2 separate regions of the Homo sapiens genome follow, and region 1 is linked to region 2. A link is a contact called in ENCODE Hi-C data. All regions are on one chromosome and are shown on one strand. The core of a region is the stretch at or near the end of the contact, and the rest is flanking DNA. Distances in the headings are between cores, read along the strand shown. Region 1 holds the start of OR51F2 (olfactory receptor family 51 subfamily F member 2). Region 2 holds the start of MMP26 (matrix metallopeptidase 26).

Region 1 (5,467 bases), core at 1,592-4,091, 120 kb before region 2:
AGTACCCATTAATTGAATATGAGTCTTGGTCTCCCCCACAAAGTGTCCCACAATGCTACTACCAGTATGTAATAAAAATTATCCAGATTTCCCCCCAAACAGTCTAAGGTCATTTACAAATGTAACTGTTCATTAAACAAAGAATACCCAACTCTTTAAGGACTCTTATATATAGGTTATCTAAGGTTATATCTAAGAGTTCTTAAAGAGTTTGTTCACTCAAACATATCATCATGCTCTCTTTTGGTTAACTTATAAGATTATTGAGAGTGATTAATGGAGTTATGAACAACGTTTATCTCATAGTCAGCCCAATAATTTTTCGGCTTTACTTGTGGTTATTCTTCAGATGCTTAATCACATAATTGAGGATAATATACTTAGCAACAGGAAAAACTCTTACGTTGTTATGCTATCTGAGACATTTGAGCAATTATTGTAGGGATAATGATGGACAAGGTCAAAAAGCACAAATAATTTATGTGAATAGTTGGCCCAGAATCCTATGACACTTGTCACTGTTGTATGGATGTCTCGGCATTAATTCACATCCATGGCCTCATGGGGGATTTCGTTAAGTTTCTGGAAAAGGAGGAAAATACTCAGGCTTAGTTCATGAATAGACTGGTAGACAAGTTGATGCTAACCAAAAATTGTGTGCAGTGGCACAATAGCCCTACCTTTGATGGCATAAAGGAGAGTGGTGAAGGAAAACATTTCCAAAGGGCAGAGTTGTGAGTAGTACTCTTGGTTGTTAATGTTGTTTGGGGGAGAAGTTGTCTGAAGTCTGTGGATATACATGGACTAGGACTTTGCTAAAAGGCTTGGATAATTTGTCAACAGATGGAACTAGCAACTTTGTTAGAAGAGATGTAAGAAAGTCTGCATGTGATGTGCTATTGAAGCACACACAAAGGATGAAAAGCTCTGTGTCTTATGTTAATATTCACTACAGAGTATTCACTTCAGAGGAGGGACTCAACAACCAGCTATAAAGTATCTATACGTTGATATCAGCCAGCCTTTGCTCTGCCATTGCTAGTCCAGTGAGCCCATAAATGAAACCATAAAATCAGGGATAGAGATAAATATGAGCCAAAAGTACAGATTCTCTTACACCAAGATAAATCTTGGTTTAAAAAAAAATGAAAAATAGTGTTATCCTTACTCCTAGAATGTTAACAATGTAATTACCAACTTTTAACTCTTCAGCTAACAGCAGCAGTAACTGATGCTGAGCACATAATATGGTATCTTGTATTTACATTAGGTAGCCCCTGCACATAATAAAGGGCAAAATAATTCCATCTAGATAAGACCCAATGTGGAATTACATTGATGTGTATTTTAGGATCCACCCTATAGAATCTCTATTTTGGAATCGCATATATAATCAAGAATTTCAAGAAAAGAAACTAATTAAAGTGTTTTCTGTGTGTCATTCAGAAAATAACAACTGACTTATTTAGAAAGTTTCTCACATTAAATGTGAACTTTTATAATTGTATACAGAGCCTGAATTAATACTTTATGTAGCTTTCATACTGCTTACAAATATAATTAGTTGTTTATATATGTTTCTTCACTTCATATTGAAAACAAAATCATAATTTAGTTGGCAATGACATGAATTTATTGACAAAGAAATTGACTAAATAAATGTCACATAACCTATAAATTGCTTAGTTTGGACTGTTGGAGGCATGTGTGGGCACTTTGGGACAATTACTCCATTGTAGCAAAGCACTTATTCATAAATGGCTTTATCTCTAATCAGAAATAGCTGATGATTAGATTTGGAGTGCTTCTGAATTAAGACCTTGATAATGGCCTTTTGAATCTGCTTAATCTTTACACTGTAAATAATAGGGTTGAGCACAGGAGGGATTAGCAGAAAGACATTGGCCATGATGATGTGGACAAATGGAGGTGCTGAATGGCCATAGCGATGGACAAGAGACAAACTGATGAGAGGGAGGTAGAAGATGGAAACAGCACTGATGTGGGATGTGCAGGTGTTGAAGGCTTTCCGCCTCTCTTCTGAGGAAGCAATGCTGAGGACAGATCGAATGATCAGGATATAGGAGAGCAGGATGCAAGGGCAGTCAAACCCTGTAGTGGACAAAAGCGCAAACAGACCAAGGATGCTGTTGATCCTATTGTCTGTGCAGGAGAGTTGGATGAGATCAACATGGTAGCAGTAAGAATGTGAAAGGACCATAGAACTGCAGAAGGACAACCTCTTGACAAAGAGCATGACTGGCAACATGACGGCAACATTTCTTATCAACATGCTCATCCCAATCTTGGCAATTCGGGCATTGGTAAGGATGGTAGTGTATCTCAGTGGGTAACAGATGGCCACAAAACGATCAAAGGCCATGGCCAGTAGAACCCCAGACTCCATGAAAGTAAATCCGTGTAGAAAGAACATCTGGGCAATGCAGGCATTTAGGTTGATTTCTCGGGCTTCAAACCAGAAGACACCAAGGGTAGTAGAAAGTGTACACAGGGACAAGCTCAGGTCTGTGGCTGAAAGCATAGAGAGGAAATAGTACATAGGCTTATGGAGGCTCCGTTCACAGAGGACCACAAACAGGATCATGCTATTTCCAGAGACGGCAACAACATATAGGAGACAAAAAGGGATGGAGATCCAGTACTGGGTGGCTTTCAGGCCTGGAATGCCCATCAGGAGGAAGATCAGAGGCTCAGCAATGGTATTATTGAGGACCGACATAGGGAAGCACTGAGAAGACAGGGATGTTTCAGTCATTTAACATAACACATAATACATAGTTTATCACTTGTAACATCTCTCTGGCACTTCAAGATTCACTGAGTTATTATTTCTAATTTTCAAAGAACTTGAATTTTCTTTTTAGCTTCCCAGAGCTACACATTTCTCTCCAAGTCTGTCAGTGTTTCACATTTATTGAGAAAAGTGAATTCCCTGAACTGTGCCACATCAAATTTTCTTAAGTATATTAAGCCTATAATTCTCATTACTAGCAATAAACATTACAATTAAGTCACGTCTGCCAATATAAATCCCCAGTAAAATTCCTAAACAATATTATGAGAAACCTGCTTTCCAGTACTTGTTGAAAATAAATTTTGATTCTGGAATAAAACACTGAGCAAACTAAGTCATATCTGAAATGTGAATATTATTATATTTCCTTGGAAAATATCCAGAAGAATGCCAAAAAATCCCTGGGACACACAGGCCCATATATGTGGTAATAGGGTGGCCCAAAAAAACACCCTAAGAAAAATAAATATTGATCGCATTTGTTGGGAGTTCCCTGTGTTGTTGACATTTTATATGCATTATATAATTTCATCCATACACCAACTCTTGGAGATAGATCGTACACGAATTTTGCAGATGAGCAAGCTAAGACTCAGCAATTAATCACCCAATGTTATCTTTATAAAGCACTGCCTAAATGTTGAGAGAAACCACAAAAGTAAGAAAGTTGGAGAAAGGAGAGAGACAACGATGACAGAGGAGGAGGAGAAGAAGGAGGAGAAAGAGAAAGACTAGTGAAGGTGGAGGCAGGTAAGAGCACAAAGGGGAAGAGGAGGAAAGTGCAAGAGGAGGAGGAGGAATAAGAGGAAGAAGGGAGGGAGTGAGAAAGAAGGGAAGGAAGAAAGGGAAGGAATGGAGGAAAAAAGCAAACCTTACCATAATTTTACTACAATAAATTAAGCACTACACTATGATAAATAATACCACAGACTAGTATCAAAATAAAAAAAACACAATAGCCAGCATTTCTTGAACATGTGCCATATGCCAGACACAATTATCTTCATATCCATAATATGATCCAATCATTATTATTCAACAAAGAAAATAAATTTCTTATCCCTAATATACATATGAAGAAACTGATATTTACATTAAGTAATTTGCCCCAAATTATGCAGTTAGGCAGTAGAAGAAATGAGGATGAAACCTGCATATCTAACCTCAATGCCTTCACTCAGTAAAGCTGAGGAATGCATAAAAGGAATTTCTAAACCAGTCTGACAAAGGCTCCAGGTGTATGATTTTAAAGAGACATACTATGGTCCGTGTGGTATCTTTGGAGGGGAGTTTGATGTGTCAAATGTTAATTCCATGTGAACTGTGGAGATATGAAGCTCTTTAGGCTTCTCTGGAAAGTAGTCTTAATATCGATAGTTCCTGTATGCAAAGGGCCAAGAAAATCAGGTATCCAGGCTATATCCACTATGGAAAATAACACCAAAATGGAACCATCAAATTCAGTTGAGGCCAGGCACAGGGTTCATGCCTGTTATCCCAACACTTTGGGAGGTCGAGGCGGGAGGATCACTTGAGCCCAGGAGTTCAAGACCAGCATGGGTAACATAGGGAAACCCCATCTCTACAAAAACGTTTACAAATTAGCCAGGCATGGTGGTACATGTCTGTAGGTCCCAACTACTGGGTAAGCTGAAGTAGGAGAATTTCTTGAGCTCAGAAGTCAAGATTGCAGTGAGTCATGAATGTGTCACTGTACTCCAGCCTGAGTGACAGAGAGAAACACTGTCTCAAAAAAAAAAAAAAAAAAAAAAAAAAAAAATCAGTCGACTCATTTCAGTGACCATCTCATTCTTTCAACAATACATATTTTGTTGATGATTCTGGAAATTTTCTCTCCCTCATTATTTTATGATACCAGTCTCTCTTAATATTCTCCCATTAATCAGCTCTTTCTCTGACTGTTTCAGTTTTCTTGTTTCTTTCCCCCCTCTCCCGGGTACCTTATGTTTTCCAACCTTATATTTGGCATTCTTCAGAGATCTCTCCTTTGCCTATTCTCAAGTCACTTGTAAAATTATCTCCCCCATTTTCACAGCCTCATATTTCACCTATACAATAATAAATTTCAAGTGAATTTCTGAAAACCAGTTTTGGTGTTTAGGTTCCATGTCTGAAGATAAAACTTTATTCTGGACATTTCCATCTAGATTTTTCATGGGTAAATAAGAAAACCTCCTATGTTCAAAACCAAATTGATTATTTTCTCTTATAACTGTTTTTCCTCCTATACCATTTTCTGTATAAAGGCTATAACTTTCATAAAAATGACCCAATTTTCTAAATCAGAAATCTAGGAGTTATCCTGTATTCTCTTATTTTTTAACCAACACCTCTTCCAATCTTTTCTATTCAACCTCTAATATCTGTCTTTATTCTTCCAGCTTGTCTTTATCTGAGTACAAAATACTCTTTTCCAAATGTATTCACTCTCTAACCTGGACTATTGAATTAGTCTAATACTGTATTTTATTAATATAGTCACATTAATATAATAATATAAAATGAAAGACTCCAAAGCAATAACAACATCCATTTATTAAGTACCTTCTCTATTCCGGAAACACATAAACGAGAAAAACAGTCTTTTAAGCTGAATAACAATGACAATACCACATAGCAGAAACTGTGAGG
Region 2 (5,107 bases), core at 2,249-4,748:
CAAAGAAAGATAGTGGCTGGAAATTTTGAATTGAGAGGCAATGCAAGACAAAACAAAAGCTATGGATCTTCGAGTCAAGCCTTGGATCTCAGTTGGAAGATAAGCTTCACTTTTTCACCTGTGACTTTACATACGAGAATCGGGACATGTACCTACTTCTGCATCCTAGGGAAAATGACTCCTGCCCTGATAATAGGGCTTGAGAGTTGTGAAACTAATGTCTATGGTTGAAGTCACAGGATCAGTGAAAAATATCTTAGAGTAATAAATCTAAGGGAAATGAAGTCTGAGGACAGAGTGCTGGGGAACAGCAGTATTTAAAGAAAAGACCAGAAGAAGCGTCCTCTAATGAAACTGAGGAGACATGGCCACTAAGGCAAAAATGACTCCCAGGAAAATATAAGGACCATTTTTTCTCAGACCTACGATCTCAGAGCCAGAAAAAATGGCTAGCACAACAGCATCTAAAAGTATCTATTAAATGAATGAATGAACTGCTTCTGAAAATAGTGATAAACCCCAGTGCTTAATATTTCCACATATGTGTGATTCCCGATATGTGGCCCCCTCAAATTATAAGTTAAATTCATGCAATCATAAAAACATATTTCAACATAGGAGGAAAACAAGCAGTTTTCTCAATAATCTGATATTTATCTTTGAGACAAGGACTTTGCTCAGATTTGGACCTAGTGATAAAAACATTTATTTTCCCAGTTGAAGTGGAGAGCAAGTAATGACCTCAAGGTCATACACTCTTTATTTTAAAAATGAGGAAGCAGCCTCTCAATTTAATGTTCTTTTTATTATAGTAAATAAACCCAATTTGCAAACCAAATACCTGATTAGGGGTTAATATTCAAAATATATAAAGAACTCCTACAACTCAGTAGCAAAAACACAAATAACTCAATTTAAAAAGGGACAAAGGACTTGAATAGAGATTTCTCCAAACAAAACATACAAATGGCCAACAAATATAAAAAGATGCTCAACATTACTAATCACATAAATGTGAATCAAAATCATCAAAATCACAGTGAGATATAACCTCATAGCTATGAAAATACTTATTATAAAAAACAATAGCAAGTGTTGACAAGAATGAGAAGAAATTGGACCTATTGTACACAGTTGGAGAGAATGTAAAATCATGCAACCACTGTGAAAAACAGCACATCCACTCTGAGTATATATCCAAAGGAAAGGAAATCAGTTAGTCAAAGAGGTATCTGCACTTCCATATTCATTGCAGAATTAGTCACAATAGCCAACATATGGAAACAACCTAAATGTCCATCAACAAATGAATGCATAAAGAAAGCACAAGACATACATGTAATAGAATACTATTCAACCTTAAAAGCAGTAATATTCTGACACATGCTACAACATGGATGAACCTGAAATGAAATACTTCATGATTCCACTTATATGTGAAGTATCTCTTAGCCAAACTCATAGAAACAGAAACTAGAATGGTGATTGCAACAGACTAGGGAGAGGGAAAAATGGGGGAGATGCTGTTAAACAGGTATAAAGTTTCAGTTACTAAAGAAGAATTAGTTCCAGAGATCTGATATACAACATTTTACTTATAGTTAACAATACTGTATTGTGCTATTAAAAGTTAGAGTAAATCTCATGTTAAGTGTTCTTTTCTTTCTTTCTTTCTTTCTGTCTTTTTTTTTTTTTTTTTTTTTTGAGATAGGGTCTTGCTCTGTTGCCCAGGCTGGAGTGCAGTGGCGCAATCACTGCTCACTGTAGCCTCAAACTTCCAGGCTCCAGTGATCCTCCTGCCTCAGCTCGCCAAGTAAAGAACCTGTAAAGTAGCTGAGACTACAGGCACACACCATCATGCCTGGATAATTTTTTTTTATTTTTTGTAGAGATGGGGTTTCACCATGTTGCCCAGGCTGGTCTTGAACTATTGAACTCAAGGAATACACCTGCCTTGGCCTCCAAAGTGCTGGGATTACAAGTGTGATTTTATCACAATAAAAATAAATAGAATAGCTATATTGTAAACAGCAAAAATAAAAATAAAACATAAAAGAAAAACCCAACAGATTAAGTACTTGGCTATATTTCTCTCTAATAAAATTAGTGGTAATGTATTTAATGCCTTCTACGTGCCAAACAATTTACTTCACTGAATCTGAGTCCCCCTTTCCACTGTACATAGCTCATAGAATCTTTCTTCAACTCCTGCAATCAAAGGGAAACGTAATAGGATTCTTGTAACAGAGGGAACTCTATTAGCAAACATGGGTCCAAGAACAGCTCCCCCCACCACCACCACCACCACCCGCCCCCACCATCCCTGCTCCTGGAGCTGGAGTGCAATGGCACAATCACCTACTCCTCCCAGGTTCAAGCAATTCCCTTGCCTCAGCCTCCCGAGTAGCTAGGACTACAGGTACATGCCACCACACCCAGCTAATTTTTTGTATTTTAGTAGAGATGGGGTTTCACCATGTTGGCCAGGATGGTCTCGATCTCCTGACCTCGTGATCTGCCCACTTCAGCCTCCCAAAGTGCTGGGATTACAGGCGTGAGCCACTGCTCCCGGCCAATAATAGCTTTTTAAAAAAAATTCTGTGATTCTTAAACCAGTCTTGAGTTGTCCTGCGCTAAAACTAATGAGCAAATATTAAACTCTTCTTAAACAGTTCTCTTTAAGTGTCTCTTTCTCCCCCACTGAGAATTCTTCCATGACAGAGCCTATAACTTAAACATCCCTATTACCAGACTACCAGGAACATCTAAATAGACAGCCCTCACAACAAAGCTTCACATTCATTACTATCACAACACCATTATTGGGTATTAATAACTCCCCTTTATGGGTGAGAAAGCAGGGTAAGATTAGATAATCGAGTCTCAGAGGAAACATACGACGTTCTCAAATTCACCCAACAAGCCAATGGCAGATTCAGGAATTGAGCTCTGTTCTTACTCCAAACGCCATGCTCTCGCAAACTCCTTATTTAAATTTTTTTTTCTTTTTTTACTGTGGCATGAACAAACACATGCTGATGACTGTAGTCTATATTTGGAATAACTATTTTGAACGCTACAACGATATTTTTGAGTTGACATAACGTATGAAAATACACTACTGAGTTCATGCTCACATTTACTCTGAATACTTCCGCGTTTGTTTCATATACTATCTGAAGGTTATACAGTACCTAATTTATTTATAACTGTCTTCAATGCACTACAACACTGACCTTGTGCACAGAATTCTTGGGTCTGGAAGGTGAGGTTATTTGATCCTGCCCCCTGCTATTTGAAGGATCATCCCACACAGCAGAGAATCTATTAATGCAAAGCAAGTGAGAGAGAGTTATCTCAACCTCACTAACTTACTTGCAGAAAGGTTCTGTACTACTATAGCTGCGGAATCAGCCCCTGATCAGCCCTGCCCCTGGACAAAGAGGTCCTCTTCTGCCAGGAGAAAACATAGGGAAAAAATTCAGGAATAGGAGAACTACCAGATTTGAGAAAAACAGCCTTTATAAGGAGCCTAGAAGTCACCTGGTGAGAGTCATTTACCCAGCAGAAAAGCAAATTCCTAGGGGAGAACTCCCTACAGCTGTGTCCTGTTAACCCTTTGTGCTCCAAATAACAAATTGTAAAAGGCAACATATTTTCAGTCTATCTTCACTCTTTCTTCCCCAAAAGATAATTCTATAGATGAACTGCAATTTCAATTCTCATTCAAGAGCAATTTGAGCCCTAAACAGCTGTAGGACAACTTTGCATAGAGCCAGAGTAAGGAAGAAGTGTTGTTGTTAACGGATCATTAACAGCTGAGTTTGCTCAGCTGCCATTTGCCGGTTTCACAGCAATCACGAGACACGGAACCCAAATAGGAAAGGGGTTGCTGAGTTACTACATTCACTGAAGGTAGTGCAGTGGTTTTCTGATTGAGGGCCCAGGCCCTCCCCTGAATTTCCTGGGAGCTGTTGCTAACCTGTGCATAGTCACAGAAAATGACAACTTAAGAGGAAGTGACTAAAGGAAGACTACAAAACTTTATGAGTCCCTTGTGTGTCCCTTGCTAGCTTACAGAGATACTAGTCTGCTCTGTCCTAAAACTGCTACCAGCATGTTTACCACTGTGGTGGAGAATTAACCATGTTTGACAGACAGCTTCTATTTAAGCTGTGGACACTCATAAATGGCTTTCAGCTTTGTCATTAATACAGCGTTTCACAATTAATGGTGAGCTTGGAAGCTTGGTAAATTTCAAGGACAACTATTTAAACATGTTTCTTGGCATAAGAGGCTGTATCAAGAGGCCATTACCTTACAAAGTCCTGCTGTATGGAAGAAGGGGACGAGTTAACTATTCCCGTTAGAGTTGCTACAGAGCAGAAAATTTAATTATCCTGTTTAATTTTTTTCTTCTTCTCATGTCACAAGATTCTAGATCCCTAGGAAAATCTGGAAAGATGCATTTTTTCCCAGAAGTTCATAAAGAACCTGAGAAAATATGCTCTCTTTTTAGGTATTTTCTGGACTAATAGAAGCATAATCTTCCCCCATAAATACCTCAATGGGTTAGGGGGGAAATCTTAACAGTCCCAGATAAATGTGCCACATAATGTATGAGACTCCGTGGGAAAAAATGCACAATTTAAATAGAAGCTTTCAAGATACAGAAGCAAAAACAGACGTCCAGGCTGTTACAGGGAAATAAATGTGAAAATCTTACTATCCATGCTAGGAATTCCAGTCTGAGGGGCACTGGTTCATGCTCACAGACACAAGTGCAGGCTGATCTTCTACACACAGCTGCAGAAAATGGAACACAGAAGAGCTTCGGACTCTTTTTTAGTGCACACTCCAGACATTTAAACCATTCACCAGCCAAGGCTTAACAATCAGTGGATACAAGAAGGGCATAATGATCAATGCTCATTTTGACTGGTTGTCTATTCTAATTGTACTGTCCCAGGACTTAAGTATGTTACACACTTGCCTACATCTACCTGTCCATTAAGAGTCAACATAGCATTGGTTCAACTGAAAGTATTTGGAACCAGACAACCTTGGTCCAACCAGACAACCAGACAACCTTGGTCCAAAGCTCAGC

What was found. Hi-C counts contacts between places; a loop is a spot of excess contacts on that map. Pooled maps may share reads with other maps.
Region 1: a loop to region 2 is called in a map of sigmoid colon, with 2.4 times the contacts of the local background. The contact joins the promoter of OR51F2 here to the promoter of MMP26 in region 2. A Hi-C loop is called at or near these places in 2 of 168 maps with a recorded cell type or tissue (prostate gland and sigmoid colon) and 1 of 50 pooled maps.

What each region holds. Positions count from the first base shown.
Region 1 is chr11:4,818,695-4,824,161 of GRCh38, reverse strand. It overlaps OR51F2 (olfactory receptor family 51 subfamily F member 2), which reads right to left and starts at 2,841. Exons shown (of 1, transcript NM_001004753.2): 1 at 1,706-2,841. The coding sequence starts at 2,740. The coding sequence ends at 1,748. The region is part of intron 2 of MMP26 (matrix metallopeptidase 26); the gene reads right to left.
Region 2 is chr11:4,703,175-4,708,281 of GRCh38, reverse strand. It overlaps MMP26 (matrix metallopeptidase 26), which reads right to left and starts at 3,498. Exons shown (of 8, transcript NM_021801.5): 1 at 3,237-3,498.